Linked DNA regions of Mus musculus: all the other regions are linked to region 2. The links are chromatin loops, found by intact Hi-C in ENCODE. Cell type or tissue: heart. All regions are shown on one strand.

The links. Peaks named below come from ENCODE experiments on the same cell type or tissue, not always from the same donor. Only the 100,000 strongest peaks of a DNase experiment are listed, where the experiment ranks them.
Region 1: a loop joins it to region 2, with 2.4 times the contacts of the local background. A loop is called at or near these places in 4 of 42 quality-filtered maps.
Region 3: it touches region 2 in a loop (10-fold over the local background); 10 of 42 quality-filtered maps call a loop at or near these places.
Region 4: a loop joins it to region 2, with 2.5 times the contacts of the local background. A loop is called at or near these places in 11 of 42 quality-filtered maps.

Annotation. Positions count from the first base shown.
Region 1 is chr3:105,543,572-105,551,571 of GRCm38, reverse strand. The region is part of intron 2 of Kcnd3 (potassium voltage-gated channel, Shal-related family, member 3); the gene reads right to left. Among named protein-coding and RNA genes, the nearest start is that of Kcnd3os, 95 kb to the right of the region's middle. In heart, no CTCF peak of the experiment used is centred here; a DNase peak (open chromatin) is centred at 3,001.
Region 2 is chr3:105,447,700-105,455,699 of GRCm38, reverse strand. It overlaps Kcnd3 (potassium voltage-gated channel, Shal-related family, member 3), which reads right to left and starts at 3,810. Exons shown (of 8, transcript NM_019931.2): 1 at 2,983-3,810. It overlaps Kcnd3os (potassium voltage-gated channel, Shal-related family, member 3, opposite strand), which reads left to right and starts at 2,745. Exons shown (of 4, transcript NR_040759.1): 1 at 2,745-3,147; 2 at 4,030-4,185; 3 at 4,272-4,571; 4 at 7,280-7,510. In heart, CTCF peaks have their summits at 2,654 and 4,926; DNase peaks (open chromatin) are centred at 2,629 and 3,949; H3K4me3 peaks cover 3,365 bases; H3K27ac peaks cover 1,690 bases; H3K27me3 peaks cover 5,693 bases.
Region 3 is chr3:105,638,697-105,646,696 of GRCm38, reverse strand. The region is part of intron 2 of Kcnd3 (potassium voltage-gated channel, Shal-related family, member 3); the gene reads right to left. Among named protein-coding and RNA genes, the nearest start is that of Ddx20, 45 kb to the left of the region's middle. In heart, a CTCF peak has its summit at 4,340 (motif pointing right); a DNase peak (open chromatin) is centred at 4,316; H3K27me3 peaks cover 406 bases.
Region 4 is chr3:105,510,889-105,518,888 of GRCm38, reverse strand. All of the region lies in intron 2 of Kcnd3 (potassium voltage-gated channel, Shal-related family, member 3), which reads right to left. Among named protein-coding and RNA genes, the nearest start is that of Kcnd3os, 62 kb to the right of the region's middle. In heart, a CTCF peak has its summit at 3,044 (motif pointing right); a DNase peak (open chromatin) is centred at 4,478; H3K27me3 peaks cover 1,057 bases.

The DNA.
Region 1 (8,000 bases), 96 kb before region 2:
TCTGTCTGAGCTAGCATGGCTGCTGGGCTGGGGTTTATGGGCCGTGTTCAGCAAGCTGCTGCTCTTCTCTGGACCAGGCTACAAAGTACACATGTCACCATGAATGGGCAGATGGCTGCTAAAAAATATGGAGGCAGGTGCTTGTCAATGGGTCATTGTCACAGAGTCTGGCCTTGATTGGGCAAGAAGGAAGATGGAAGGCCGTGGCACTCTTTGTCCTGAAGCTGGCATACCTTCCCCAAGCAAGTCCCTAGACAGGGGCTCACAGGTGCCTGCAAGCACTGCCTCTGGACTTAGGTGCTTACATCATCACTGCATAAAATAAAGATTCTCACTCCTCTGCCATTCTTGGTCTAGTGGAGGATGGGATTATGTGTCAATGGAATAAGTCACTATACCAGTGTTGGAATGTGCTGGGGAGAAAGGCCAGAGCAGTGGAAGGGGAACGGGGAAGCCTGGGAAGCCAGAGTGGGCTTTCTGCATGAGGTCATTCCTGAGAGCTCCAGAGTTAGTGATGGGAAGACTCAAGAGGAAAGGCCTAAAGTGGGCCATTCCTAAACTGGTGAGAGACAGCAGACCAAGTGACTAGGACCAAAAAGAAGTGCTGCAGGAGATGGATTTAGGGAGGCCATGAGAATCACATCACGGAGAATATTAAGGACATGGTAAAGATGGTAAATCTGGACCTGGACAGTTCCAGTGGTGGTTTGCTTATTTAAGTTTGAAAAGGGTCATGTTGGTTGCTGGGATGAGTACAGTGTCCAGAATGCCAATGGTGACAGCAGGTGATCTCACAGTGACACAGAGATAACAGTGGTTCTCACCAGTATGGTAGGAACAGGGGTGAGAAACATGGTCAGGTTTTGTATGCGCCCAGAAAGAAGAAAAGCCAAGTAAGTGTCTTAGAAGTTGGATACGGAGGGCCAGAGAACTCACGAATCAAGGATGACTCCAGGGCTTTTGGCTTGTATACCTGAGAAGACGCAGTTTTCCATTCAGGAAAATAAATGAGGTGAGGGGGAGAAAGCACAAGTTCAGTTTGAGATCCCTTGAGTTTGAGACATTCACCGGATCCCTAAGTGGAGATGCTAAGAGCTCACACAGTTACGTTAAGTGTCGAGTTTAGGAACGAAAGCTGTGGTGGTGAACTTTTGTTGACAGCTTGACTGGATTAAGAAGCATTCAGGGCATTAATAGAGCACAGCTTTGGATGTGTCTGGGAGAGGGTTTCCTGAAAGACTTAACTGTGTAGGGAAAACCCATCTGGATGTGGGTAGTTTCATAGGTGGGGGTACCAGAGTGAATGAATAAAAGAGGAAAAAAAGAAAAAGCTGGCTGAACACCGGCATAGCCACCTCCTATCTTCTTGGCCATTACCATGAACCAAACGGCTCTGGTTATTCACCCATTCTCTGTTCTCTTTTCCTTCCTTCCTTCCTTCCTTCCTTCCTTCCTTCCTTCCTTCCTTCCTTCCTTCCTTTTCTTTCTCTCTCTCTCTCTCTCTCTCTCTCTCTCTCTCTCTCTCTCTCTCTCTCTCTTTTTTTTGAGACAGGGTTTCTCTGTGTAGCCCCAGCTGTCCTGGAACCCACTCTGTAGACCAGGGTGGCCTCAAACTCAGAAATCTGCCTGCCTCTGCCTCCCAAGTGCTGGGATTAAAGGCGTGCGCCACCACCGCCTAGCTTCTGTTCTGTTTTCTAAGCTGAGATCTCCTACTTCACGCAGTTATGATGAAGCCACTTAGCGGTGTTGGTAAAGTGTCACAAACACTGCGGCACAACACATGTTTACCTAGGAAAACAGGTACAAGGAAGAGAATGCGAGCAGATGAGTCTGACAACTCTTTCAGAGAGGTTTGGCAGTGAAAAGAAACAAAGAAAGGGTGAACGTCTGTGGCTGGAATGTGGAGTAACAGGAAGGCATTTTACAAAGACCGGACAGAGAGGCAGTGAGTGCTGAGGACATCAGTACCTTAAAGTGACTCACTGGTATAGAAGAGAGATGGGGGGCTCGCTGAATGACTGTCTTCCTAGAGGCGTGAACCCCAAGGCACAAATACTCCAGATGGCTTCTGCATGCCCCTCAGGGTATCCCCATAACCGTCTTCCCAGCAGATCGTGACTCTGCTGTACAGCAACATGTGCCCTTTCTTGACTGTATTGATCACCATTTGATTTACCACATTACTTACGGTGTTTTTCTGCCCCCTCATCGCTGTATAAACTCTATAAATGCACGGACCTGTTTGCTTACAGTTGTACCTCCAGAGCTTATGCGATGCCTGGTACATAAGTCCTCAGTGAATATTTGCTGAATGAGCAATGCATTAGCAGCTGTAGGGAGGGTCTCCTTGCCCACTGGGCAAGATAAGCTTTCTTCTTAAGTGGTTCAAATATTTTTCGAGTGCCTATGTTCCAGGAACTGCATTAGGTTCTGGAGAGTTAAGGGACAAATCAGATGTCACCTTTGTCTTTGCTTAGCCATCTTCCCTGGGAGGGTGTGTGCATTCGATTTAAAACAAACAAACAAACAAACAAACAAACAAACAAACAAACAAAAAGCACAGGTAATGTAAAATCTCTGAAAAGCCTTACAAGAGAGGACGGAGAAGGCCAGGCTCTCACAAGCCTAGGCGTATAGACTGGGTAAAGCTTCCTAGCAAAGGGGATCTGGGATTGAAGAACATTCTGGCCATGGTCAGGTGACATGAGGGGTGGACTCAGTGTTGCAAGTGGAGGAGCCATGTGGGCAAAGAGTCGAAAGCTCACTTCAGGCCGGGTTTGTCAGGAAGCTAGTTTGGCTACTTGGGCCCTGATTTTCTCTCTGTTCAGACTCTTGCTGTTCCTGTTGTAGCACATAGTAGGCTTTTCCCCTGACCTGTCAGCCACTGCTCTGAGAGCCGTGTCTTCAGACCTCAGACAACAGGCACCTCTGAGCAAAGGCCTCCGACCTCCAGCAGCAGCAAGTCATACCCGGTCAGAGCCCAGGAGTCACGTGCTTATAAATGCCTGGGATGTCTCCACGTGCCTGGCTCTATCCTGGGCATTCGGGAAGCAGTGCAGAACAAGGGGCAGAGGGCAGCATTGTCAGGGGAGATGCCAGCATAGGGTCCGTCCACGTGTAGATTGGCAGTCTTCCTGCTGGGTCTTCTGGACCCTCTGGCTCCTCACAAGTCAGTTCTCACACATCAGCTGTATCAGGCTTTTCACACAGCACTGCTGGTCCAGTCACCCCACTTGAAACCTCCTGCCAATTTCATGACACCTCACACATACTCCTAGTAGACCTGTGGCCTGGCTACTTCCTCATTGCCTGTAGCTTCCTCTATGCTTCCCTTGCTCTCTCTGCTGCAGTCCCCAGCCTCCATCTTTTCTCAGGCATGGCAGCTCGCTCCCACGGTGGGGACCTCACTGTGTGGCATGCTTCCTTTTCATATGGAGGTTCCCCAGCTTTCCGTGGCTCCTGTCATCCTGTCAGTCCTTCCTCAGAGGCCTCACCTCATACCCTGGCTAAAGCTGCCTTGCTTCCTGCTCTACCCAGGCCCATCTCTTTCTTGGCACTTGGCTTGGAGTTACTAAGGCATGTGATCTGTGTATGTGTTTATGCCCACTGTTGACAAACAGGAACTCAGTCTCATTGTAGCTAGGACAGTAGCTGGTTCCTTGTAAATGCTAACAGACTTTCTTCCTAAGTCCTAGGAGGAGGAGCAAGAGGAGTAGGGAGAGGAGGAGCAGGGGGAGGAAGAAGAAGAGGAGAAGGAGGAGGAGGGGGAGGAGGAAGAAGAGAAAGAAAGAGGAGAGTAAAGGCACTTGCTGCCAACCCTAATCACCTGAGTTCTATCCCTGAGACTCGCAGGTAGAAGGAGAAAATCGATTCCCAAATCTTGTCTTCTGACCCAAGTGCTCAAGCACACACACACACACACACACACACACACACACACCAGCTCACAAATACATGCACGCAGGCGTGCACTCACATGTGCACAAACACACACTGAAACAAAATATAATTTTAAAAAAGCAAAGAGAGAAGAAGAGGAAGGCAGATGAACTGGAGGGAAGAAGTGGGAAGGGGAACAAGGATGAAGACAGTAGAGGGAGGGAAGAAACAGAAGATGAGGTTGGGGGGGGGGAGGAAGAAACTCAGAAGAGAGGAGGGAGGAACAAGTAAAGGGGAGGAGAAATGAGGAAGGAGAAGGAGAATGGAGAGAAGCGGGTGGGGGGGGAATAGAAGAATGGGAGAAAGACTAGAGAAGGGGAGCGGGCAGGAGGGGGAAGACTCTGCCTGGGGGGAACAGGCTGTCTAGTAGACTTGGGGGCGTGGAGTGTATAGCCTTGACTCTGAAGCTCAGGGGAGGCCCTCGGGACGTGGAATACACGCCAGTCTCCTTGGCCTCAGAGAACAAATGGGGAGGTGGAGGAAGGAGTAATAAAAATTAAATTAAAAAAATTTAAGTTGGAAGAACAAATTATTTGGAGACGAAGCAAAAATATCTGTGACATCCCGAACACTGTTTTAATGACAGCCGTGTGGGAGGACGGTTTAGTCATATTTCTCATTTTCCTTTCCCCAGGGAGCTGGATTCCAGCTCTTAGGCCTCGATATCAACCCTGGCATGTTCCCTAAATCAGTCACCTTACTGGGTTATTTGGCATGAATCAGGGGGCTGCTGAGAGGCCCTTCTCCATCTGCTCTGAGCGGCTTCCTTCGCCTCCCTGGGGATAGCCTCTGGACCCAGTGGGTGGGCAGGAAGCTGTGAACAACACCAGCTCCTTCCCAGGCCCAGTGTGCAGGCCTGCTGTATCATCATACCTCCTGTGAGCTCCCGGGGTGAGGAAGAGTTCCACATCCGTGCGCGGAAGAAAGCTTGGTCAAATGCCAGGGGGAAGAGCGCAGGAAGCCACCCTGCTGGCCCTGCCTTTGGACAAAATCGCTTTCAGAAAAACTGAGGAGGACTGTCGCTGGCTGGGAGGCCCATGGGCCCACACTCAGTGCCTGGCTAGTTTTCCTCCCGGTGGTACAGGGAGGCAGATGTGACTGTCCTGTGGATGAGAACTGGATGAGAAGTGAGGTGCCCCTCCCAGGAGTGTGGTGGATGCATGTAGGATGAAACCAGGTTTGAAACTCACTTGATACCATAGTGCAGACTTCACAGTGCATAGATCAGAGGTCAAGAGGGATTAGGGGTCAGAGATCAAGATGGATTAGGGTGGTCCTTCTGAGAGCCAGAAAGAATGAGTGGGTCTGGTTCTGACAGCACGGTGCCATTTGGACCTCACAGCTGGGCTGGAGTCCCATCCCTGATATCTACTAGCTAGCTAGAAGACAGCATTTGACTTCAGTTTTCCTTACCTGTAAAATGGGAAGAGTGAGATCTGCTAGAGATGCCTGCTGATGGGCTCACGTGAGCTTAAGAAAGGTTACAATGCTTTGCAACCTCTGGAGCATTGTGCCAGAAAGGGAGGTGGAATCTTTCATGAACACTGCCACAGAATCTTGGTTAAGCACTGTGTGGGCTCTCAGCGTGCCTAGATTCTAACACTGGCTGCTTTATTTACGATCTGTAAAGGTTGCACAAGTCACTTAACCTCTCTGTGCCTCAGTTTACCATCGATGAGGGTGGGGCTGCTAATGCTTTTCTCGTGGCATATAACTGGGGCGGAGCATAAATGCTGAAGAGTCCTGGCGCCTGCAAAGGGCTTAAAAGCTGCCATTACTGCCATCAGCTCCACACCACTCTAGCCCACCAGAGGGTAAGGCCCTTGAAGCAGCAGCACCTGTCCTGCCCATTGTATTTCTGTACTTAGAAAAGGGCCATGCACAGAGTGACACTTGACTCATGCTGATTAATAAAGGGGACACATCAGCATCTACCAGCATATGCCCTGCCCAGTAAGTGAAAGAGACTTAAGTCCTCCCCAGCATCAGTTCAGTGTTTGGGATGTTTTATGGGAGGGAGGGGTTGCTCGACACCTCCCCAAAAGCCTTAGCCTTGGCCCCTGCTTGTCTGCTCGGTGGTTCTTAGAGAGTAGAGGAGTGAATTTGTTCTAGGTCCTGTCTCTTCTCTCAGAACACTCCATTCCCTGAGGCCTTGGCAGGGCTTCTGGGCCTCAGTCCTGAACATCTTGACTGCATCTGGTTTTGTGGCTTCTTGTCATGCTGACGGGGTCTGAGTGTTTAGATGCTTGTTCTTATGTATCTGTTAGCTAGTCACCCAGGCCTTGTGCGGGTATATAGGGTGGGTAGATGCCAAGTGTCCATGCAAATGTAAGGATATTCCGGAGCACTGGTGGGGAGTACGTGGCTGCAGGTGTGTAACTGGGAAGGGCTGAGTATGCATTCAGGACTGGGATGAGCAACAGATGTCGAAGGTGCATGGGTCCATATGTCACAACTGAGGTATAGACAGAGACTGGATAATCTGTGCACAGAGAAATGCACCCTGTATTGTTAATCCAAAGGCTGGCTAAATGTGTACTAGATATAAAGGAGGAAATACTTTCTATTTACCAAATAAATGCCTTAGGTCACCAGATAGGTCAGAGGTCTTCCATCTTCAAATACAAGCAGTATGTATTGCTATCCAGCCTTATCAGGGTATGGTCAGTTCTGACCATTACCTGTGATGGTCAATTCTGATCATTAACTTGATTGCATAAAGAAACACCTAGGACATTAGTGAGGCATGTCTTTGGGTATGTTGTTGAAGATGCTTCTGAAAGGATGAACTGAAGAGCATCCCTGGATGCGAGCAGCACCAATCCATGGTCTAGGGTCTGACTGAGAAAGGAGAAAGCTGGCTGAGTGCCTGGTCTCCACTTTTTCTGCTTCGTGGTCCTCCGAGGCAGAAGCTGGTAGTTCCCTGCTCAATGCATGCCTTGCCGCCATGCTGGACTACAGCTCCTGAGCCATGAGCCAAAATGAACTCTTCTTCCCTTCAGCTGCATCTTGTCAGCAATGAGAAAAGTAATTCACATAACATTACAAGAACAGTGGGGGGAAATTGGACTACTGGGTTTGTCTCCCAGCTTCAGCATGCCACGTATCAGCTTCAGCATGCCACGTATCTTTTACTTGCCTTGTCTGTCAATCAGGGGCAGCACTGGTCCTCCCTGAGGTGGTAAGGATGGATGAGGTGCTTGGGGGTGGGGGAAGGGTGGATTCCTCCTGCTCTTATTATCTTAGCCTTCCCCTGTCTTTATCACAGCTGAGTGAGAAACACTGAATTTACAAAGCCCAGCCAGCTGTTGAAGGAGCCTCCTCAGACTCCCTGCCTGCCAGCGGTAACTGCTCCCAACACCCTCACCATAGTTCCAAGACTATGAGACTTCAAGACTTCAGAGGTCCTGGCACACTTGAAGCTTGTGGCTTCTCTAGTCATCTTGGGACAGGAGTTGCTCAAGATTGTCACTGGAGGCAAAGAGCCACCAACCTTGGGAGCTTCCTGAGGGTCAAGAGGAATCTTTTGTTTCTGGGTCCTGGGATTGGCACAAGATGTAAGCATGAGGTCATGGAAACTCCAGCAGGTCACCCAGGTGGCAATTCTGGGTTCTGGGGACTGGTTACTGAGGTGGGGCTTTAACAAATGACAAAGTAAAGGTCTTACCATGGGGAGTGCAAAGTAAAGGGGACTCCAGACACTTTTGTGGAAGAAGCTGAGACCATGGGACTCAGCAGCAAGTTGGGGGTTAAGGGTCTGGAGGGGGGGTACTCCTGCAACTATGGCTGCCTCAGCTCTCAGCTACAGAGCCAGCCTAACATGGTATCCCCTTGTCTCCTTTATGGATTAAGCTTTGCCAGGTCTCAACACCATCTCAAATGGTCTTTTTCAAAGTGACAATGACTGTCACATGAGTGCATAGGATAGGGTCATTATCTGGTCCCTTCTATTTCATAGCTGTGGTAAGGTGAGTGCTCTGTCAGCCTCCCTTAAGCCTTCTGTCCTTAGTGATGATGGCTCTGTTATCACTCCTAAAGGACCTCTAGCCTATGACTTGCTC
Region 2 (8,000 bases):
GGCTCTGGGGACCCTTCAGTCTGTTTTGGTACTATCTATCCTGAACTTTTGGAAGCAAGCCACTGCTAACTTACTGGGTTGCAGAATCCTCATCTGTAAAATGAAGGAGCTAGGAAAGAAAGTGACAGAGAAGAAAGTGACAGAGGACCCATTGGTTCTAGTCATTCTCCTGGATCCAGGACACAGAGACCACAGCTCCAGTCTCTCCGAAACTGCCTTGTGATGGCTGCCCATGCAGAGCGGGAAGTGGAGCATCTGGGTTGGTTGCTGTGGGGATACAATTAGCCTGAGCCTCATCTCAGCAGAGGGAGTTCTGGGAATTCCTGATGAGGCTGGTGCCCAGAACAGGGCACACAACCTGCATCACTTGGAACCCAAAGCAATCTAAGGTTCAGCCTACCCACAGAAACCCACTCACCCTCCTAGAAAAGAAAAGAACTGGGCCTCCAGCCCCTCCTGGCCCTTTGACTCATGACCCCTAATACCTCTGCTGTATCTAAGATGGGCGCTGGCAGGGGTTCAAATGGCAAAGATTAAGAGACTGCTGAATCAGGACCTACTCGGGAAGAGCCTTGTTAGCCAGACACATGGCTCCGAGAAGACAATGCCCTTCTCTCCTGTCAGTCTCCCAGTACTGCCCCTTGGACTCTGGGATCCCATTGCCAGCTGCCTGACTTTGCAAGCTGAGCTCCATGCCCTCAGCTCCAACTCTGAGTCAACTCTTCTAAGGCCATGAGCAATTCACAAACTGCTTTCTGATGGGTAATTGAAAGCTCAGAGCGAGGCAACGTTAATCCTCTCCCTATCTATCCTAAAGTCTCTTGTCCCAAGGGCAAACTTTTACCCTGTACAATAATCCAGGGCAGTCTTTTTTCAAGAAGGCCCATGCAAGTACCAGATCATCTCCGGAGATTCAGAACCTATCGTTCAGGTTTAGAGTGCCAAGAAAATAGCAATTACCCCTTTACTGCTTTCTGTGCACATGTGCATATGTGCATACATGGACATACATGTACACACCTCGGTTTGGAAGAGGACTATCGTCTATCAGACAACAACCTCAAGTCCATACCAGCCACGCCCACCCAACAACCCTGCAGGGATGACCTGGCTTAAACAGGACTTTTACAGGTTCCTGCTGCAACACTCACCCCTAACAGCACCAGTGCCTCTCAGAGCTGGCCTGGGTATGAACCCTGCAACAGGCGCTATAGTGCGGCCCCATTTCCAGCCAATGGCACCGCATACGCCTCCCATACCACGGCTTTACTAGGACATGGGTGCTTTACAAATGAAAACTCTGAAGCTATTTTTGTTTGTGGCAAAAGAGTTTGACAGTAGGAAAGATTTGGCTGTGGGGTGAGGTAGGGATGCAGGAGGGAGAGAGATTAAAACCAGGTAAATGCAGAAATGACAAACATGAAAAAATCCTGAAAAAGAAAAAGAGAACACTTTCTCCTGCTGTAAAAAGTCAGCTGCCTGCTAAGCAACGTCTATTTTAGAAGCAGAGGGTCAAAAAAAAAAAAAAAAAAAAAGGCAGACCTCCTGTCCTGGGGGGTTGACACTTCCATTTCACCTGAACAGACACAAAGCAGAAAAACAAACAAAAAAAAAAAAGTCACATCACCAAGATCTGCCCTTCAATGACCTCGGAGGAGAGTCCTCAGAAATCAGAGCTGGTCTGGGGAACTGTTTCACGCCCCCAGGGAGTCTGTCCCGTGTCTGCGGGATTTTGTTGGGTATGAAATGAGCATGGGGGCCATGCTGGAGATCCCGTGGGGCACAGGCCTGGGACCTGCAGATCCTCTTCTTTACAGTGCCTCTCCTAGCTCCTAGGATGGCCAGTGCAGTTTCCCCAAACTCTTTCTCCAGCCTCCTCAACGGCAAAAGGAAGCCGCTGTTAATCGTTCTTCCTCTGGAGGTCCCTTGTGTACTTACGTCTTATAGCATTCAAGACGCAACATGGAAAAAAAATAAACACATCAGCTCCTTTCAGTGGGCCGGTATGTGTCCACATGGGGAAATGTACACACGCTTTGCATTGAATGAATGCCCAGAATCCCCCTTCCCCCCGCTTTCCGAGATTAAACCTTCAGGTTCCCTGGAAGTAACAGTAAATAAGGCATCGATTCAAGCATCACCTACATTCATGCATGACCACCCTGTAAAACCTGATTACTGATTGCATTGTGCCGCCTATCACCCCGTGAAAGTTCAGAGGCTCCGTCAAATACACGGAGACTTTCTTTGCCTTGATTTCAGGTCTGGAACCTCTCAGCCTGTTGCTGACTTATCAAGGCTGCCCGGGATAAAAGGAGAACAACGTGGGCTGAATTAAATGCCAGCACTAAGAAAGCACAGGAATCTAGTTGATTTCCAGGTAACTTCTCTGCCCATCCCTAGTGTAAACACTCTGTTAAAACAAATTTGAACCCCCTTCCCTATGGTCTCTCGGGACACTTATGGGACCTTTCCCGGGAAAGAAAAGATGTGCCAGGCAGGACGAGCTGGACCAGCCTCATCCTCTAACAGGCAAACACAGGCTCGCCTGGCTGGAGAACTTTGCAAAGCGCCCCAAACGGCTCCCAGCTTCCACTCTCAGCCATTTCTCTTCTCAGCTCACAAAGAGCGGGGACGGAGCAAACCGTCGCCACCTGCAGCCAGGTCCCGGGGCGCTGCTCCTGGCGCCCGGCGAGGGAAGGCAGGCCAATGGCAAGAGGGCAGAGGTTCACACCCCCACCCCCAAACCTCTCGGCGCCCCAGTGCCCGGAGGTGGCTCTGCAGCCCAGGGAACCGACGCCCCCAGGCCGGCTGCTTGCTCCCCCACGGCCCGGCCCCACCCCCAATCCTTCCGGCGCCCCAGCGCCCACCCACCCGGGCGCGGGAGTGGGAGGGTGCCGCGTGGGCAGCGGGAGCAACAGGCGTGGGAGCAGCGCTCCTCGCACTTGCTGTCTCTGGGAGGCTCGGTCGTTTCCCTCTTACCTTCGCCGAAGCCAGCCCCAGGCCCCGCGCCCCGCGCGCGCGAGGAAGCTGAGGCCAGGGGCCGCCGAGGCGCAGAGCGCCCAGCAGCGCGGGGAAGCGCCCAGCAGCCGCCGCTCGGGCGGCTCCTCCTCGCCGGCGAAGTCTCGCTCGTCCCTCCTTCACTCGGTCGGTTCGTGCGTCGGTCCGTCCGTGGGGCCGTTCCTCCCCCGCTGCCGCCGCCGCCGCCGCCGCCACCGCCACCGCCGCTCCAGCCCGGGCTTGGCAGCGTGTCCCCTCCCCGCCTAGCCGCTCCGCTCTCGGGCTCGTGAGCTCCGGTTCGCTCGTTCCCTGCCCCCGCCGCCGCTGATGCCGGGCAGAGCGGAGCCGGGCCGGCCACGGGCTGCCTCTCCCGAGGAGGCGGTGGGGGCGCGGCGCGGGCGGGGCGGAGAGGAGAGTCCGGGGGAGGCGGCGAGGCTGCGCCCTCCGCTCCCCACCGATCCCCACGGGCCGAGCGGCCCCAGGCCGGGCCCGAGAGAGCAGAGCGGCCAGGCTGCGGAGGGAGCGAGGAGGAGGACCCGGGAGCCTAGCCGCCGGAGGGTGCCCAGGGCGAGGGCGTGCGAGGGGGAGTGACTCTGCGCGAGGGTGTGTGTGTGTGTGTGTGTGTGTGTGTGTGTGTGTGTAGGGCGCGCGCGTGAGTGGGGGGGCTGCAGCGGGGGGGGGGAGGCGGGGAGACTAGGCAGAGCCTGGTGCGTCTCCCCAGGAGAGTGGAGGAATCCTAGGGTGTGCCTGGAGGTGGTAGTGGAGTGTGCGGACGCGAGTGTGAGCGCGTGTGCCGGCGAGGGTGGGCATGGGGCGAGCGTGGCAAGGTGAGCTTGGCTTGGGGGTGGGGGAGGAGCCGGGCGTGCGGCGTGATCGTGAGTTCGGGGGCGTGTGTGGCTGGGGACTTAGGAAGAGGTGGTAGGGAGCGCTGGCGTGTATGCGCGTGGGGTGTGTACACTTAACTGGCTGTCTGTTTCCCATTCACTGTCCACGCGGTAGAGCAACTAACTCCTCTCCTTGGTCACCTAGTGAGGTGCAGCTGGTCGCCGCGCAAGCTTACAGGCTGACCCTGAACAGTCAGGTGTGTTTGCCAAAGCTGGGAAGATCCCACGGAAGACAAACTGCCTTTATCTCCGCGTAAGAGCCACTGTCGTTCAGGAGTGACCTCTGACACATGGCCAGAAGGTCAGGATTCGCTCCAATACCCCACCACGAATACCCAGAATTAAGACTGGGGATTTAGGAACTCTCATTTCTCTATCTTTCCAAAGCGGGCCCAGGCCCTGGATCCTTTCCAGAGCCCAGAGTTATCTATTGCTTAGTACTCGGACCCAGCGTGAGGAGTGGGACAACCACGGGAGCATAGGATCCAGCTGAGAGTCCCAGGACCATCGCGGCAGCAGAGTAGAGCCCAGTCCTGGCTGCTAAGCCAAACCGTGGCCGGCTTTCCCTGTGTCTCCGGCCTGGGTGCTGGGACTCCCGAGCCTGGAGATCGCGAAGCAAGCAGCTTCGTGCCTCTGCCCGGACCGGAACGCCTTGGCTTGAGAGATGGCAGCTCTGAGTATGGAAAGGTGTGTGCTGAAACACAAAAGCAGAGGAAAGAGAAATGTGCGGAGAGGGTGAAGGCGTGAGTCAAGAATAGGGTTTCTGGTTTGTGGCAAACCGATCCTGTTCCAGAAGTGCAAGTCGAGGAGTAGTTATTGAGGTCTCAGCTACTCTGGGCCTCCAGTACTTCTGAGCTTCTTTTTCATAGGCTCACTTACCCTAACCAAAGCTCCTTTAAGTTTGTCAGTATGAAAGGTGTACAATTGGCCCTTCAAGAGGTGGGTGTGGACCCCATTAACATTTGCCCAGAGTCCAAGAACCCCGTGAGATTTGCATACTCATTTGCATACAGTACTAATGATTAACAACACTGCCACTCCCTGGCCAACCCTGGAAGAATTCAGGGAAGGCCCTGGCGAGGATTCTCCCTCCCTCCTCTATTTGGGAGAGGTTTTTGTTGTTGTTGCTACTGCTAGTGGTGGTGGGGTTTTGTTTTGTTTTTTTGTTTTTTAAATCTCAGTTGAATTGACTCCTGAGAGAAGGTTCTCTGTCTCTGAGAAGCCTGGTCCCAGTAGTGACATTTTCCTTTGATCTAACACCTTCTGTCCAGTTTTGGAGCAGTGAAAATATAATATCTTATTTCTGTCGAAGTTTGAATTTCCTGTACGGCATTGCCATTGTTCAGCAACATAAAGGTACTTCCAGGATCGAGCCCCCCAAACTGTCAGGGAGGGAACACCACTAGACTCTTGGAGTGGTCTACTAATGTGACAGCTTGTGGTCTCTGGGACTTTGTAAGCCATTTGTGGAGACAGGACACTCACACCCTGCCCCACATCCTCCAATCCCGATCCTCAGATGCTCATACTTGGCAATCTAAGTGCAGTGCCTGTGAACTGCTCTCTCTCTCTCTTTCTCTCTCTCTCTCTCTCTCTCTCTCTCTTTTTTTTTTTTTTTTTGTCTCCAGTATCTCAAGAAAAGTAAGGGAGACTTGGATTTCTAGTTCAGGCCACTGTGGGTTTTGTTTACAGTTCTCCTTGAGGCTGGATGGTGAGGAGAAAGAAGGTACCTGGCTTAGGTTCAAGCCACTGGAGGAGACACTGTCCAGGAGATGCTGGGTACCCTCCATTTCCTCCTAGAATCTCCCTAGCCATGCCTGTTGACTCCTTCCCCCCTCTGCCTCTGGACCAGCCTGGCCGGGATTTTTCACTTGCTTTTCCCCCATGACGCGGCCGCTTTTCCTTTAACTCTCAGCTTCTATTTAAAAAGCTAATTTGGGAGCCTGTCGATGCTCCCAATTCAGACATTTTAAATAGGAACTGAAAGTCAGGAACTGCCAGGGCAGTAGGTTTCCTCCTCTTACCACTGACAGGGCTCAAGTGTTGGTTCAGTCACTCCAGCCCCAGTGTGTATGTGTGTTCTGCAAGCTCAGAGTGTATTTCAGGTTATCTTTTCCATTTAAAGACAATGCTCCTATGGGAGATTGCATGTGTGTGTCTGTGTCCTTTCCAAGCTGTGCACACGTAAGGATTCTTCCTTGGTCCCGAGGCTCTGGTGGTGTCTGTCGCCATGTGGACTGTGAGAGAAAAGAGCAGCATAGCTTATAGTCTGCTCCCTCTTGGCTGTTGTTGCCTGCGCTGTTCTTTCTAGCGCTGTTGAACTCAGGCTTGCTCTTTGAAGCTTGCCTAGGTATCCTAAAGGCTCGCTCTAGCCCTCACTTCTTGTGGCTGTCCTACTTCGATTGTTTGTCCCCGTGCTGGGCAACTATTTTGAAGTTGGGACTTTTCTGAGGGTTGCAAGCTTTCTACATTGAGAATCTCATGTACCTTGAAGGGGTAAAACATACTTTGAGGTCAGAGTGATTCAATCTGTCTCTGGCTGTTACTAGGTTTGAGCCTGTCTCTGGCTGTTACCTGGCTGTGGGACCATAGGGAACTTACTTAACCTCTCTGTGCCTCCCCCACCCCACCATCTCTAAAATGTTCAATGATAAAAATTACAGCTCTTCAGTGACTGTCATAGATAACATGCCTGGAATTTGGGTAGTTGTTTGTTGTTTAAGATAGGAGGTATGGAGAACTTTGTCTAGGAAAAAAAGTTAGAACTGTCAGATTGTGTGGGGGTGCACGGGCACACACATTAAACCACTATGCACATGACAATACAAATGCCAGGCTGGAGCCTGTCAGGTCACATTGAATCATGGGGCTGAGTCCCTAAGCTCCAGAAGAGCATAAGGGGACAGAGCCAGAGCCATAGGGACAGCAATAAGGAAGGGGACAGAGACAGAGTCAGAGACAGTGATGAGGAAGGGGACAGAGAGAGATTCAGGGACAGCGATGAGAAAGGGGACAGAGACATAGTCAGAGACAGCGATGAGCAATCCACATGCCCAGAGGTAAGTTTTACACAGAAGGAATAAGTGCTGAGACCTGTCTGTCCACAGGCTCCAACCTCCTGCTTTATCCAAGCATTTACCCAAACACACACAGGCAGGTTCCAGAAAATGAAGCCATGGGGAGTGTTCAGCAAGAGTAGCCTCCAGTTCTTCATGCCACTTTTCTTTTTCTCCTCTTCCTTCTCTTCCTCTTCCCCCTCTCCCTCCTTCTCTTCTTTCTCTTCATCCTCTTCCTCTTTTTCCCCATCACCTCCTCTCCCTCCTCCTCCTCTTCTTTTTTTTTTTTTTTTTTTTCTGGTTCAGTCCCTGCTTCTCACTCCCTTGTCTCACCATCAGGCAGAGGAGCTGATGAATTTGCTACCAGAGTCCATTTCTTTCAGTTCAAAAGAACATGAGCATATGAGGAGGGACATGGGAGACCAGAAGCCAGAAGAGGAGCTACGAGCATAATGACATGGGCCCTCTGGGGGGTCTGGGGGGACCCATTGTGCCTTGCAAATCCTGAGGCATATTCAGGGTCTTATACTTTTTTATTGCTGTAATAAAACATCATAATCAAGGAAATTTATAAAAGAAAGTGTTTAATTTGGAGCTCTTGGTTTCAGATGGTTAGAGTCCATGTCCACCATGGTAGGGAGCATGGCATCAGACAGGCGGGCATGCTGCTAGAGCAGGAGATGAGAGGACCCATAAGCACAAGGCAAAGAGAGAAGAGAGAGGAGAAAAGAAGGGGTGGGGGAGGGGAAAGAGGGAGAGAGAGCTCTAGCTAGCTAACTGGGAATGAAGTGGGCTTTGGAAAACTCAAAGCCCACCTCATAGTGACACACCTCCTCTAACAAGGCCATACTTCCTAATCCTTCCAAACAGTTTCACCAACTGGGGACCAAGTATTCAAACACATGTGCCTATGTGGGGGTTGGGGTAGGGAGTATTTTCATTCGAACCACCGCATCTAGCTATGCATGTCAATTCCGAGCTGGAACATCCCTAAGTTGGCTGCTGGCTGTGTATTCTGTGCCTTTATGGTAGACATCAATACTCAGAGATACACAAAGGA
Region 3 (8,000 bases), 190 kb before region 2:
GTCTTGGGGCGGGGCTACTCATCTTTGGATTCCAGGTGCCCAACACGATGCATGGTGCACAGTAAGAACTCAACGGCTCACATGAGCAATCAAGCAAGCTCTTCCTACTGTATGATTCTGTGAACTGGATTGGCCTTGGGGCTAACAAACCAAACTGCAAGCCCCAGGGAGGCAGAGGTATGTACAACTGTACCTAGCACGAGCCAGACACCCAAGAGACTTACTGAGTTAGCGAAGAAACTATAAATGTATTTTTCAGTGGGACTTCTCCTTTGGCCAACTAAATCACCAGAGGGCTCTACTGCTATAGGATGTCTACTTCCTAAATATGCTTACATCAAAAAGTTGTATTTATTTATTTTTATTTATGTGTATGGGTCTACATAAATTTATGCGCACAATGTACATGCGGGTGCCAAGAAAGTCAAAGAGGGTGTTGGATCCCCTGCAGCTGAAGTGACAGGTGGTTGTGAGCCTGTCATATGTGCTGGGAACTGAAACAGAGTTCTCTGCAAAAGTAGCAAGTTCTCTTAATTTCTGAGCTTTCTCTCCAGTATCCTGCATATGCTTTCTGATGAGATGTGTGGTTCACTTGAGGCAGATGAAATTCTGTTTTACTCCAATAAGAAGGAACCAATCAGAAGGCAGAATCACAGCCGAGGTGTGAGCAGGGGGCAGAGGAAGACCACTGCTGTTCCTAGGCATAAGCCAACAAGGGCCCAGTGATCAGGGATTTGCTCCTGGGCCGACACAACAAAGATTACAGAAAGCTAAGTTCAGTCCCTGGGAGTGGGCTGAGTGGCTCCCAGATGGCAGCACCATATTTAAATCCTGTCCTCAGGTAGACTCTAATCTGGGCCTTCAGAATTCCCACACATCAAGAAAACAGAAACCACAAGGAAGGAAGGAAGCAATTGTGTGGTTAAGGGACAGAGGAAGAAAGTAGACTCAGAGACCCCCGTCAAGGCCTTCTGACACTAGAGTAGTAATCTGTGAAATGGTCTGTGGAACAACCCAAACTGGAGTCTCAAAAATGAGCAAGAATATAATACTTCCGGGGAGCTCAGGGCATGGACCCCAAAATCAGCACTTCCAAAAAGGTGCTCTGGGCAGCAGTGTGAGATGGGAGCTCTTGTTTATTGCTTCCTGCTTACTGAGCACTCTGCCCAAAGGCCATAGGTAGGGGTGGGGACTAGAACTTCAGTCTAGTTCCTTCTTGTGGGCAGCTTTGGAATTGGATCTTCAGATTTTATTGTGAAAATGGGTTCTATATGCTCCTGAATTTCAGGCATGACACGGGAGATTCCTTATGTTCAAGAGTAAGAAGTGGCCTAAAGTTCTGGCTGGACAGTTCAAATCACCGGGCTTAAGGAAGGCGTGATTACTTTGAGTCATGATGAAGAGACAGGTGGAATAATTAGCCTTTTGATGAGATAATATGTGTTTCTTTACCAGAACTCCTACTCTCTGGTGTCTCTAGAAGATGCCATGGAGTTCTGTTGTGTTAGACCACCCGACACAGAAAGAGGTGACTTCTTTTTCTTTTTCCTTTCTCTTCTTACAGATGCCGAGTAGAACTTAAATACTTTTTCCCCCCTCCTCGACACCCTGGCCTTTACTCTTTTTCCAAAGCTCCTTCTCTGGACACCCCACATGGCTGCTTGCTACCTCGTGGCTGACCTCCATGCCAGCTTAACTCAGACAGCACAGCCTTTCTCTGCTCTCATGGTCCAGACAGCCGCCGAGATTTAGAGCTCACCTGCTCTGAGTTTTTCTTGTAAATTATAATGGAACTGTTTTCGAGCTTCAACCAGCCAGCCAGCCAGCCAACCAGGACCTACTAGGACGATGAAAAGAATCAGTTCTAGAAGTAAAAACCTACTCATTCATTAGGACTGAGTGTGATGCTGTATACTAACCAGCTGTCCTCACTATAGGAGACCTTCTCTTTCCAAACTAGTTCTTGAGGACCCTCATGTTGTCCCTTGTTCCTGGACCCGAGTTCATTCCTAGTGTGACTAGTCGGAAAGCAGTAAAGAGCAGGGTGTATATGTGTGTGTATGTGTTTGTGTGTGTGTATGTGTGCACGTGCCTGCACATGTGTGTGCATTTATGATTGTGCACACGTGTGTGTGTATGTGTGTGCCCATGTGTGTGTGCCTATGCATGTGTATGTGTGTGTGTCTGTGCTAACCTCGTCTCTGAATGAATGAAGCAATCACAATAGCCACATTGCAGAGCTGAGCAAAGCTAGGTCACTACAAAGCCCAGTCTTTTTGGGTCCCCTGAAAAGCCCACTGACATGGACCAGCAGAGGTGGCAAACATACAGCAAACCAAGAGGAAAACTAGATGGGGATAGAGTAGCAAGTGCCACCCGTCCGTCTGTGGATAGAAACTGGGAGAGACACACTCAAGCTCACTACTGGTCTCCCCTCAGTGAGAGCCCATGCAGGTAGGAGCTGGGATTTGCCTATTTATGATGGCACTTCCTACATCCCTGGCCCTAGATGTGCTTGCTTTGAATGTGATTGTCAGAAACATTTGTCCTTTGAGGAAGAAGTACAGAAGGAAGGGTTGAGGTCCCAGAGGCTCAGATGGCCTTTATCTCCTGTCTGGGCTCATAAGGAGAGATGACACTTGGGGAGGCAGGGCAAGTGGAATCAAGATACACTGGCATGTGTGCTACTCCAGTCTTGATTGGCATGCTTTTCTGGAAACTGCACATTGCTCAGTTTATCTTCCCCAATACCAGATCCTAGGAAACCCTTCACCATTATCTTCCCACACTCCTGGGTGTATGGCTTGACCCAGAAGAGCTGTGTGGAACAGACCATGTCTGGCCAAACCATGGAGTTCCCTTGGAGACCTTGTCCCACAGGCGAGCACCATCTGCTGCTCTTTCTCCATATGTGCATCACAGACGCCCTTCTCCCTGGGTCAGATGCTCGGCCTTCTGCCACCTGGGGCTAGCAAGCATCTGAGAAACGGATGTGCTACCACAGCTCCACAGTGGAGCAAACCCCAGGACAAGCCTTTGGTGAACAGCATGGTGGTCATGAGATGCAGACGGGAAGGCTGGATACAGGGATGAAGGCTCTTGAAAATATGCAACAAAGGCCTGATGGGACCAAGGTCAGATACCAGTGACTCTCAGGGGTGAAGCATTGAGGTGGAAGTGGTAGAGAGATAGGCTGCGGATGCTGGGCTAGCTAGGCAATCAGCCTGAGGGACTCCCTATGTGTTGCTTGATGATATGGATCTTCTCTAAGCTCCAGTCTAGCCTCTGTTAGCTCACCTGGGATTCTGTTTTCTGTGAAATAGGTAGAGACAGACAGGAGGAGAATGTTGGCAAGATGATGCTTGTTGGCCTGGGGGGGGGGGAGGCACATCAAATTAAGATGCTAAGAGATTAGGTATTGGAGCCTGTACGTGGTCACTAGGTATCCCAGGCTATCCCAGTCAGCACACAGTGTGCTCTTTCCTGCCAGGACTTTTGTCTGCATTCCTTTCCTCTGCTCTGAGCTACGCTGAGACTATCTTCTGCATTCTGGAGGTAGGGAGGTGTCCTTCCCCTTCTCCTCCCATCCTCCTCTTCTGAGGACTAGTTCTCCCTCTCCCATTAAGCTACATCTAACTCAGTCTTAGACTTACAGGACTGGCAGGCCACCCTCCCTAGCCTCTGTACTGCCCAACTGGTGGACTAGAGTCAGATAGGCCTGTGTGGAAGTCAGTGTACCCTCCCCATCTCTCCCTTTCCTTCTCTCTCCTCCTTACCCTTCCCCCCCTCCAGCCGACAGACTTCCAGCAGTCACAAGCTTCCTGGGTCTCATTTACTTATTCTGAAAAATGAACAACAGGAATTTTCTACATAGGGCTTCTATGAAAGTCCAGCCCATCACAGCATTTTCTGAGCTGGGAAGCGATAGCCTCTAGTTACCCTGCACGAAGTCAGCCGGCCACTCGTGGACTGCTCTTGCTGTCAGTTCATCTTTAGACAGCACCTTTGAGTTCCTGTTCTGCCTTTGGGGACTCTAGAGCTCGTCTGATCCTGTACCAACATGACAGATCTCTAAGTTCCTCGGGCACAGCCTGACTCCTCATCTCATTTGGCATAAACTGCTGGTGGCTGTTTCCCAGTTGCCTTTCCACTCTGTATAATGTGGTTCTGGAGTCAGAGGCCATGTGCAAGCCTCTAGCTGTGTGACTTCAAAGCAGTGAGAGTTTCTAAGTCTCAGCAACAACCCAGACCTAATTGGCACATTTAGGTCCAAGTCTTTCCAGTACTGGGTGTGACCTCTACCAGGGCAGGCCTGGCACAGTGTAATGTCATCGCCCAGAAGAGGGCTCCATAGCTCTGCATGGCCCCAGTGCTTGCTGGGCACATGGCCAGCTGTTTTAAGGATACCTTAGTGTGGAGGGCTAAATTCAGTTCACCTTTCTGAGACAGGGTTTTCCTTGAACTTTTAACAGGACTGAATTTCTGGGTCCCCCAAATTGTTAACAATTACTTCTAACATAGTCTCGGGTACTTAAACCTGCTCCAGAGCCTGGGGCCAATTTAGTGTTTCCAGTGAGTGGCAGAAAATTCTGAAGAGTCCTTTTACATCTTACGAGTTTGCAGCCCCGGGGCGAAGAGCTTCTGGGCTGGGGTTGATTTAGCTCAGTAAATTCAGCCAACTCTTGATCATTCCCCAAAGTATATTTTTTTCCTCCTTTTTTTTTTCCTCTGGAGGGTGGAGATGGGACCACATATGAGATCTAGCTCGTCTGACTGAGCATGAGCTGAAAAGACAGATAGAGTAGGTGCCCTCTGTCTGCCAGGAATAGGAGAGTGGGGGCTTCTTTGGTCTCTGCTCTCTGAGCCTTTGCATCTCTGTCTCTTCACTGTCTCACACCCTCCTGTGGTCCTGAGGAGAAACTCCGACACCAGTTTAGCATCTTTCTATTTCCACATTGCCCTCTTGCCCTCCAGAAACAGGTTAGTGACAGCAGGGACTATTGTCTCCCTGGTCTCTGCTTCTCTAGTGCTCCTCCCAATGTTAGGTTTCATTACAAATTTTATGAATAAGTGAATGCTTATCTGATTCTTTTTCAGTCCCTGCCTCTCAGCTCCCCATGTCCACAATGGTCTCCTTGACCTGGTATCTGAACAGCTCCAAAGCGCAGGCAGCCTTTAGGGATGCTTTCTCTCCCAATCACCCTCTCTCTACATGTGTATGGGGGGGGAGGGAAGGGAGTCCTTGGGGTGGTCTCTCCCCCCACCTCTGTCTGTCTGTGTTGGGGAGGGAGATGGGGAGATGAGGAGAGGGAGAGAAAAGGAGGGAGGGAGGGAGGGAGGGAGAGAGAGAGAGAGAGAGAGAGAGAGAGAGAGAGAGAGAGAGCAAACCCCTCTCTCCTTCAGGGAAACCCTCTAATATCTATTATTAACACACACACACACACACACACACACACACACACACACACCAGGCCAAAGCTAAAAGATACTTTTAAAATGATCTGTTCCTCACTCCTCCATTGCTGGTGGGATTGCAAGCTGGTACAACCCCTCTGGAAATCAGTCTGGTGGTTTTTCAGAAAATTAGACATAGTACTACTGGAGGACCCAGCTATTCCACTCCTGGGCATATACCCAGAAGATGCTCCAACATGTAATAAGGACACATGCTCCACTATGTACATAGCAGAAGCTAGAAACAATCCAGATGTTCTTCAACAGAGGAGTAGATACAGAAAATGTGGTACATTTACACAATGGAATACTACTCAGCCATTAAAAACAATGATTTCATGAAATTTGCAGGCAAATGGATGGAACTAGAAAATATCATCCTGAGTAAGGTAACCCAGACACAAAAGAATATACACGGCATGCACTCACTGATAAGTGGATATCAGCCCAAATGTTTGGAATACCCAAGATACAATTCACAGACCATATAAAGCTCAAGAAGAAGGAAGACCAAAGTGAGGATGCTTAAGCCCTTCTTAGAAGGGGAAACAAAATACTCACAGGAGGAAATATGGAGAAAAAGTGTGGCGCAGAGACTGAAGGAAAGGCCACCCAGAGACTGCCCCACTTGGGGATCCATCCCATATACAGTGTCCAAACATAGATGCTATTGCAGATGCTGGGAAGTGCTTGCTGATGAGAGCCTGATATGGCTGTCTCCTGAGACAAATACAGAGGCAGATGCTGGCAGCCAACCATTGGACTGAACGTGGGATCCCTGATGGAGGAATTGGAGAAAGGACTGAAGGAGCTGATGGGGTTTGCAGCCCCACGGGGGGAGCAACAGTGTCAACAGGCCAGACAACCTGGAGGTCCCAGGGACTGGACCACCAACCAAAGAGTACACATGGAAGGATCCATGGCTCTTGGCAGAGGATGGCCTTGTTGGGCATCAGTGGGAGGAGAGGTCCTTGGACCTGAGGGGGTTTAATGTCCCAGTGTAGGGGAATGCCAGGGTGGGAAGGCGGGAGTGGGCGGGTGGGTGGGGGAGCATCCTCATAGAGGCAAAGAGAGGGGGATAGAATAGGGGATTTCCGGAGGGGAGACCTGGAAAGGGGATAACATTTGAAATGTAAATAAAGAAAATACCCAATTAAAAAAGATCTGTTCCTAACAGGAGAAAATTATTGCCAAACTTTATATAGATTTAGAATCTATAAAGAAATCTAAAACTCAAGTAGGAATCAATAAATGGGCTCATGACAATAGTTTTTAGATGAAAAAATAAAAAGTGGCCAATACATTGAAAAAGTGTTCAAAAATCCTTAGACATCATGGAAATGAAAGTTAAAGCTGCTTAAAAAAAAAAAAAAAAAAACCCTTAGCAAACAAAATACTTCCCTGAGATTTAGTCTCGTCCTAGTTAGGAGTGCTGACAAGGTTGTGGGGAGAGAGGAGCTCTTATTTAGTGCTGGTGGGGTGCAAAGTGGTGAAGCCACTATGGAAATTAGTATTTCATTAAAATTAAAACTAGAGTCACCATAGGGCTCATTGATATCATTCCTGGGCACAGACCTGCGGGGTTCTAGTTGGCACATTGCACATTTCTTGCACCTCTATGTTTTTTGTTTTTGTTTTTTTTTTTCAGTACTGCTCACAAGAGCTTGAGTTATAGACCAAACCTAGATGCCCATCAACAGACAAAACGTTAAGGAAAATGTGGTAAGATACATAAAAGAATTTCAGCCAGCTATAAAGAATGTAGTAATGTGTGTGATGGGTAGAGTTTGAGATTATTTTGTTAAGTAAAATAAGCAGACTCAGAAAAACAAATATCACATTTCTCTTATATTCAGAAACTAGATGTAAATTTATATATGCATCTGTGTGTATGTGTATGTATATATGAAATGAACGTGGGGCCATGGGAGGAAAGGAAGAGATCTATCTACATGGAGGAGGGGACAAGAGAGGGTACTGGAATGACATAGCATAGAAGCAGAAGGGAGGATGATCTAGGAGAAGGAAGGAAACTGGTAAGAGGCAGAAGAGATATGGGGACACTGGTGACGGGGACAAATAACAGGTGTAAAGATGTTTATGTGTGGAAATGTCATAGTTAAACCAATCTCTTTGTCTGCTAACAAGAAAACGAATAATAAGAAAAAGACATGACCTACAGGTAGGTACCATTTAAGCTGAAGAAAATATGTTCCGTGCATGTTCAATATTCATGTGTTTTGAAATGGCACATATCTGGAATTCACTTAAAATACTTTAGGGGAAAACACAAGAGGGCCAGGTGGTGGGCTCAGGAGGGCCCCTTACTCTTCTTGAGCATCCTCACATCCTCCAACTTCCCCATGATACAAAGTCAAGCTCAAGAGTGAAGCGAAGGACCCTCCACTCTTTCCCCTGGTGTTTGGACTCCCAAGACAGCTGGCACACATGAGAAGCACCCTGCAAGCTGAGAGTGCTGGTGTTGGCCTGCAACCGCTGAACTCAGGAGCTTGAGGCAGGAGAGTACAGAGCTGGAGGTCTACACA
Region 4 (8,000 bases), 63 kb before region 2:
CAAGCACCAATCCCTAACACTATTAAGGATATTTTGTTATGCTAGCAGACAGGAGCATGTTGTCCTCTGAGAGGCTCCACCCAATAGCTGACTCAGACAGATACAGACACCCACAGCCGAACAGTGGATGGAGCTTGGGGACTCTTATGAAAGAATAGGAGGGAGGATTGCAGGCCCTGAAGGGGACAGTAACTCCACAGGAAGACCAACAGTCTGGACCCTTGGGGCTCTCAGAGTCTGAACCACCAACCAAAGAACTTACCTAGGCCTCACTGCTCATATGTAGCACATGTGCAGCTTGGCCTTCATGTGGGTCCTGAACAACTGGAACAGGGGCTATCCCAAAAGCTGTGGCCTATACGTGGGATATGTTCTACTAGATGGGCTGCCTTGTCTGGCCTCAATGAGAGAGGAAGAGTCTAGCCTCACACAGACTTGAAGTGCCAGGGGGGAGATCCAGGGGGGCTCCCACCCGATCAGAGGAGAAGGGGGGGGCATGGGAGAAGAGTTGTGGGAGAGGGTGACAGGGAGGAGGCAGTGAGCAGGATATAAAGTAAATACGTAAAAAATTAATTAATTAATGGAATTAAAAAAGGGGAGGTGAGCCAGTGGTTTTCATTTTCTCTATGCGTCTGCCTCTAGAGGGGTCCCTATGCTTCAAGCATCTCTGGAAAATGCAGGCACCGAGGGAAAGGAGGGCCCTATAATGCAGTCTTGGCCTATGAGCAATGACTTCCTTTCAACAGTGGCTTCTTGTTATACTTACCATCTCTGATTTATCCCTGCTATTTCCAACATCCAGTCACCAACTCTCTGGATTAAGATTTCTCTGTTTCAAACTTTCAGAATGAACCAGGTGGTGCATGGTTGTAATCCCAGTACTTGGGAGGCAAGAGCAGGAGAATCACTATGAATTCAAGTCCAGCCTGGGCTACAGTGTGAGACCTTTTTCTCAAAAAGCTAACCAACCAAACAACAACAAAACCCAAATATTCTGAATAGCCTCTGTTTTCTAAATTAGAACCTGGACTAGATAGAATGCATACAGGCATAGCTGGAATTCAAGTTCAGGACACCAAATAAACTACTTTCATTTGCTGCATCTTAAGTCAGAAATCATCTAGGACCCAATTGATTGCTTTACTCAGGCTCCAAAACAAGGAGCGACTTGTCCATGGTTACTATCTAGTTCATGGCAGAGTAACTAGTTCAAAGGGCAGCCCCCACCTCTCAGCTTTCCCAGTGGTGTTTTTCCTCTCTGATATGTCAGCGCACCTGCTTCCCATTGGCCTTTGATAAGTCCCTGCTTTGAATAGCTAGCTTGCCCTCCTTGCCTTGGAGCTAAAAGGTATCATAGCCTTACTGTCCTAGAAACTGTTGGGAGATGGCAGGCCAACCTAAGGTACTGAGCTCCTGCCAACATTCCTAAGCCTATGATATCAGGTGGAGAGGGTGACATAAGGAAAATATATATGCAAGAGATGTATGCACAGCACTAGCAAAATCCCTCAGCTCCTGCCTCCGCCCATGAGGTTCTCAAGGCAGCTGGAAAACTCATTCTGAGGCTTTCCTGTCTTAAAGCCTTAAAGCCAAGAAATGCTTGCAGGCAGCCCTGATTTGTCCAAGATGAGCACGAAAGAGGTGCCTTTACTGTGAACTACAGCCCCTTTAGCATCTTTAATTCATGAGCAGGGTGGGGTGATCAGGGAGACAGCAGGAGGAAGAAAGGGAGGGCAGGAAGCATGGAGATGAGTTGCCCAGAGTTAGAATAAATTGATATTCCAGCCAGGTCCTGCACAGCTAAGCAGATTCAGTTTGTTCATGAGGAAAGGACACACACTGTTGTCAGGAATGCAAGGACTCTACTTACCCACCAGACCACTGTGCACTGGCAGCACTGTTGAAGATCCACCTGCTGTTACTTCTGTATGTCCGTCCATCCATCCATACATCCCTGCACGAATTCATCTATCATCCATTCATCTCACCATCCATCCATTCCTGCATCATTTCATCCATCAATGCATCCATCCATTCCTACATCCATCTCACAATCCATCCACCTATCCATGCATCCATTCATCCATCCCTGCATCCATTCTTGCATCCCTACATACAAACACCCACCCAATCATCCATCCACCCATCTATCCATTCATGCATGCATGCATCCATCCATCCATCTATCCCTGCACCCATATCCCCATCCATTTACCCATCCTTGCATCCATCCAACAACTGCTCACCAAGTGTAGTGCAGAATTAACAGTGAGTTTTTCTGTTCAGAGAATTTAGGTTTAAATCTGCCCTCTGTTCCAGGGTCAGATATAGGACTTTGGTAAAGAGATTTAACCTCCTTGTGCCTAATGTCCTTCCTTTTCATGTGATAATAACACTCAACTAACATCATTAAGAGAGTTAAATTAATACATGCAGGGGCTCAGAACAGTAATTGGATTGCAGGAAGCATGCTGAGACATTGATAGCTACACTGGTTCTGAAGACAGATCTGAATTGGAGTTCTGTGTCTAGAAGCTGGTAGTTGGATGGCTTTAGACAAGTCATTTGGTCTCTCTGCTCCATGATTCTTCATCTACAAGAGAGTTTCTGCTTTGTACGGCAGTTGTGATAATCAATGAGATTGTGATATAAACTAAATGTCCACTGGAATCCTCTGCTGGTCCAACCGCCCAGCCCTTGAGGCTAATGTCTATGAATGACCCAGGCTTATATATTCAGGATCGATGACCACTGCAGGCTTCAGGTGAACACTGGTACTCTAAGCATGAGACTTGGCCGTGTCTGGTTCTGTCCTTACTTCTGTGACCACATGTCTAAATTTACAACAGCAGGTTCTCCATTAGCAAAATTAAGGTGCTAGAACTTAAGGGTTTCTTTTAGCTCAATCATCCCAAGAGGCATGTGGCATTGTCCCAGCCTCTCTAACTCTACAGATTCACTTTGTCTTGAAATCAGTGTGCAGAATGGAGTGGAAACAGCTCACAGGGCAGACCAGCATACAACCTGGGTGAATGCCAGTGATACCCAGCAGAGGGCTCTCCTGGCCCCTCATCGCTGCCTCATCATCAGAGCTCATGCTAGAAGTCCAAGACCTACTACAGGTGGCCACATTCTTCATTCTGTGTCTCACCTCATTCATGGTAAGAACTTCTGTTTGTCTGGCTTGTTTTGGGCAGTGTCCTTCAGGAGTTCCAGTACTTAGGAGCCTGCTCTGTACCTGCCTACCCCAGAGTTCAGACGGAAACCCCACCCAGATCACTGGTGGTGTGTATGCGATCTTCTCATTTCCATTTCCCAAGTCCTAGTCTCCACCGTTCTACTATCCAAGGCAGCATCTGGGTGATTTATTCCTTGCCATCAGCTAGGGAGACCACACAACGTTTGCATATCAGAGCCATCCAAGCCTATGGCTTTATTCTGCAAACCTCAATAGAGAAGGTTCTTGGGGCCCCTATCCTGTAGTAAGTGATCCTCCCTACCTGACCCAGCCTCCTGAAAGCCACAAGCATTGAGTGGGGGCATAGGAAGTCTGACACTGTCAGAGGACAATGAAGCCCAAGAAGAATTTCTGAACTGTCTCTCTACTGTGCCCCAGGGCAAGGCTCACCAGCTCAACCTGCATCAGGCTGTTCTTGGTACATGATCAGTTGCAAGCAGATGGCCTGTGTTGGCACTAGCTACTGAGGGCTAGGCATAATGCTTCTATCCTATCTCTGCCCCTGCTTATACTTACCTTACAAAGGGTCTCTAAGTACCTGTGTTCCAGGCATGGAGAGATAAGGTAGAGTAGAGAGGTACCTACAGTGAATAGCTCCTTCACTGGAGCCCATAGTCTGGAAGGAAAAAACCATGGCTACCTAAAGAAATAATTTCAGCAGTGTGTGCTAAATGGCATGCTTAGAGAACCTGGAAGTTTCTGGAAAACATTATGCCTATAGATTCAGGTAGCAGAGGCAGTGACAAAGCATCTCTTTCTTTGTGCTTCAGTTACTGGAGTTTTGTTTCATGGTTGTTAACATGTGAAGAGGGAGCTAAGCCACAGCCTGGAAATTGGGGTCTTGGAGTCACCCAAGGACAAGGAAGGGCAGAGCCACCTCAATAGAATGGCCCAAGTTCCTGTGCTTAGGAAACACCTTCCAACCAGGACGTTGTCAGGCTTCAGGACAGGACAAAAGTGGCCTTAGATGGCCTTGGTCTAAGAGGAGCTGAGATCTAACTGCGGCTACTCTGGGCTATTTCAGGGCACAGTATTCCTAAGAAATCACAGTCTGACCTGTCCTCCATGTCCAGGCTACCTTGCACTTGATTCTTTAATTTCCCTGGAGGGAACATGTTCTGCTTCTGACTATGACCCTGGGAGGGACAAGAGCATCCTGACAGCCCTGTCCTCCTTGCATGTATCTCCACTCTGCCAGGGAGCACTTCTGAGAGAAATGTTCATGGAGCCGAGCCAAGTGAAGGCAGGCTTATCTCTAGCTCGTGGGTCACCCAGCATGCCCAGGGACTGGATTCAGAGGTCAAGGGATGCTTCACTCTCTCCTCAAATGCCCCCTTGACCTCTGTACTCAGATGAATGACAGGGCTCCAGGTGGGACAAGGATGGATCAAACCAGCTTCACTCCACGTGCCTAGCTGCCCATGCTTTTGTGGTTACAGCAACAGCCCCTGGTATGGGCACTCAGAGTTGCCAGATTCTGTGAGACATGCTGATCAAGATTCATAGCAATCAAGGGCTCTGCCTAGGGTCCTAGACTAATCAGTTCCTCCAGAGGATAAAGTCAACTTTGACCCAAACAGTTGAGTCATGGTTCTGGTTGTTGAAAAACAGGCAAGAGCGCCCACCTGACCTGGAGAGGAGCCTTCCGAACAGAAGCAGGCAACAGAACAGGGATCCTAGCCAAATCACACTTCCTTGGCCTAGGCTTGTCCCTAGTCCTCCTCTGACTGGCCAGCAGTTTAAGACACCAAGGGGAAAAGCTGGGAGCTATGAAGCCAGTTCTCTACAACAGCTTACTTGAAGCTCACACTATATCAGACACTCTGCTACGAGCTACACACTTTAGTTTATTTGATTCTCAGGACATTTTTCCTATTGCATTATGGGCAGTGCAAGATGATGGGACTGGCTCAATGTGACTCTAGGTCAGACTCTAAGACCCAGGAATAGGAGTATAGAGCCTGAATTCTTCCTAGAACATTACACTCTCTGAAACTCTTCATTTAATGTCAGGCAGATAAAAGTTCTAGTGACTACAGGAAAAGGTTCTGGGGTCAGAAGCCAGCAGACACTGGTTCTAACTGTATGATCTTCAAGGCCTTCCTTGGGCCTCAACTAATGGGGTTAATGCCCTATAAGAAAGTTAAAAACATCTGTCTAGAGAGGCAAACTGGAGTCTGGCTCAGGTCTGTACTCTTACACTCTGGAGGACTGCTACAAGTTTGAGGCTAGCCTGAGCTACATCATAAATTTCAGAAGAGCCTGGGCTACATGAATGCATGAGCGAGACCCTGATTTTAAAATACAAAACCAAACAAAAAATGATAAAGAAGTTAAAATATGCAAATATCTCAGAGGTCTAACTTCTCAATTCCTTTGGGTTTATATTCAGTAATAGTATGGCTGAAACATATGGCTCTATTTTTAGTATTTTGATGAATATCCATTCCTGTAGTGGCCATACTTACATTCCCACCATCTCTTTATTTATAATAGCAAAGTCACAGAATCAACCTAGATGCTGTTCAACAGATGAATGGGTAAAGAAAATGTGTTATATATTCACAATATTCAGCTATAAAGATAAAATAATGTCATTTTTAGGAAAATGGGTGATACTAGAGATCACCATGCAAAGGGAAATAAGACAGTCTCAGAAAGACAAATACTGTGTTTTCTCTCATATACAGAATCTAGATTTAAATATGTGTATAAATTTGTATATGTATGTGTGTGTGTGTGTGTGTGTGTGTGTGTGTGTGTGCTCATGTGTATGTAGATATGTGCTTATGTGTGTGTGTTTGATGGAAGTGAACAGACGACCACAGCAGGGGTGGAGAAGTCAGAAGGAGGGAACAGCAGAGGACGGTGGTGGAGGACATGCAGAATCTGGATGTAAGGATGTTGATGTGTGACAAGAAGGAGAAGGGGACTTGTTCAGGCAGGAGGCGGGGCCAGCGAGGGGAGCAGGGATGGGCAGGAGTAGAGGCTAGCATGTGCAGAGCACAGTGATGCCCTTGTATGAAATGTCTCAATGAAACCATTGTAGCTTACACTGGAGACTAATTTAAAAGAGGTAAAAACACAGTAGTATTCTTACTCCAGCATTAGTGACTATTGTCCTACAAGTGTGTAGTAAGGGCTTTTCTGATGTTCTTGCCAACACCACATCCCTAGTTAGGTGGCCTGGCAGGCCATTTCACTCCCATCTTGTCACCTGGGAAACAATGGAAGCATCTGAGGTCTAAAGCACCCTCTGAGCAAGCTGAGTGGGTAGTGGGGAGACAGCAGATTCTCCTGGCCTGCACTTTTAGAGCGCCATCAGAGAGATGCCTTGACACACCCACACATCTGTGCAGATGTGCCAGTTCAGCCCTCTCTCCCCGGCCCTAGGTACTCATCATTTCTTTTTCCAACTTATTTTTCCTCTCCATACTACTCACCGGCAACTGGCAGAGTATATCTTATTAACCATCTCCCCCAACTATGCCACAAATTCCAAGAAGGCAGGAGCTGGCTTGTGCTGGTCACTGCTAAATCCCCAGCTCCCAGAACAGAGCCTAACATAGGAGGTGCAAAGTAAACACAGGCATGAGAGGGAAGGAAGGAATGTGAAGTAGACTTCCAGCCTCCCTGCTCTACCTCGGGCTCCCACAGTGCTCTCAGCCACTCTCCCCATCTGCTTGCTCCTTCACTGTGTGGCTTTGGGAAAATATGATTAGGTTTCCAAAGGTACCAGAAGTCTATAGAAGAGGGCACATGAAGGGCTAATAAGAGGCTTATTTAGCACTGACTGAGTGCCTGGCCCTGGGCTGAGCACATTATGCACATCAACCATATTAGCTCTTTTAGTCCCCATCCAAACCTGGTAATTTCTAGTTCACAGGGCAGAAAGCCGAGGCAAGAATAGCTAATCAGCTGGGAGCTCTAGAGCAGGAGCTCAGCTCCGGAACCTCATTTGCTAAACTCTTTGAACTCGGGCGGTACTCTCATCAGCTTCATCTCTTCTCCCTCACTCTCCTTTCTCCCCAAAGGCCATTCCACTCATCCCGTACAGCCACCCAACATGGACGTGCAGAGAGCTACAATATGCCAGGCACTGTTAGCCATTAGCTGTCCTCAGAGGCAAGAGTCCCTTCCTACCTTAGCACATGGGTGCTTCCATGGAGAGTTGGCCATGTTCCTTCACACGTCACAGCCCAGTATTGAAGGAATGACTGTCTAAGTAGCTTCTAGACTGGGTATCAGAACCTGGGGTAATAAGCTCCAGCCCTGATGCCACTTGGGAAATGGACCTACCCTTCCGCATGCAATAGAGGAGGGGCATCCAGAGACGTTATGCAAGGCTTCCTTCCCTACCCTTCTATCTCCTCTCCCAGTCCTAGTATCCCCTTCCTCTCCACTGATCTCAAAATGTCTTCTTTTCCTAATTATTATATATACTAATTATTTTCGTTTACATGCCTAGCTTACCATTTATATCTAATTATTGTGTGTCTCTGAAACAATTACGCATACCATTAAAGCTGTATCAGGGTAGCTGTGGCGAATTTTATTTAACTTCTGTACCAGATGATTTGTATGTGATTCATCTCCATGCTCCATGGCACAACAGCTTCCTCAGCTGAGCTGGGGACACCGGGGTGGGTCATACTGCCCCCACTCTTTGATGGTTCATCAGCACAGTAACTAGAGTGGCAACAGCAGAAGGAGCAGCAATTGTAATCCCTACGATTGACTGAGCTTGTATACTGAATGGCGT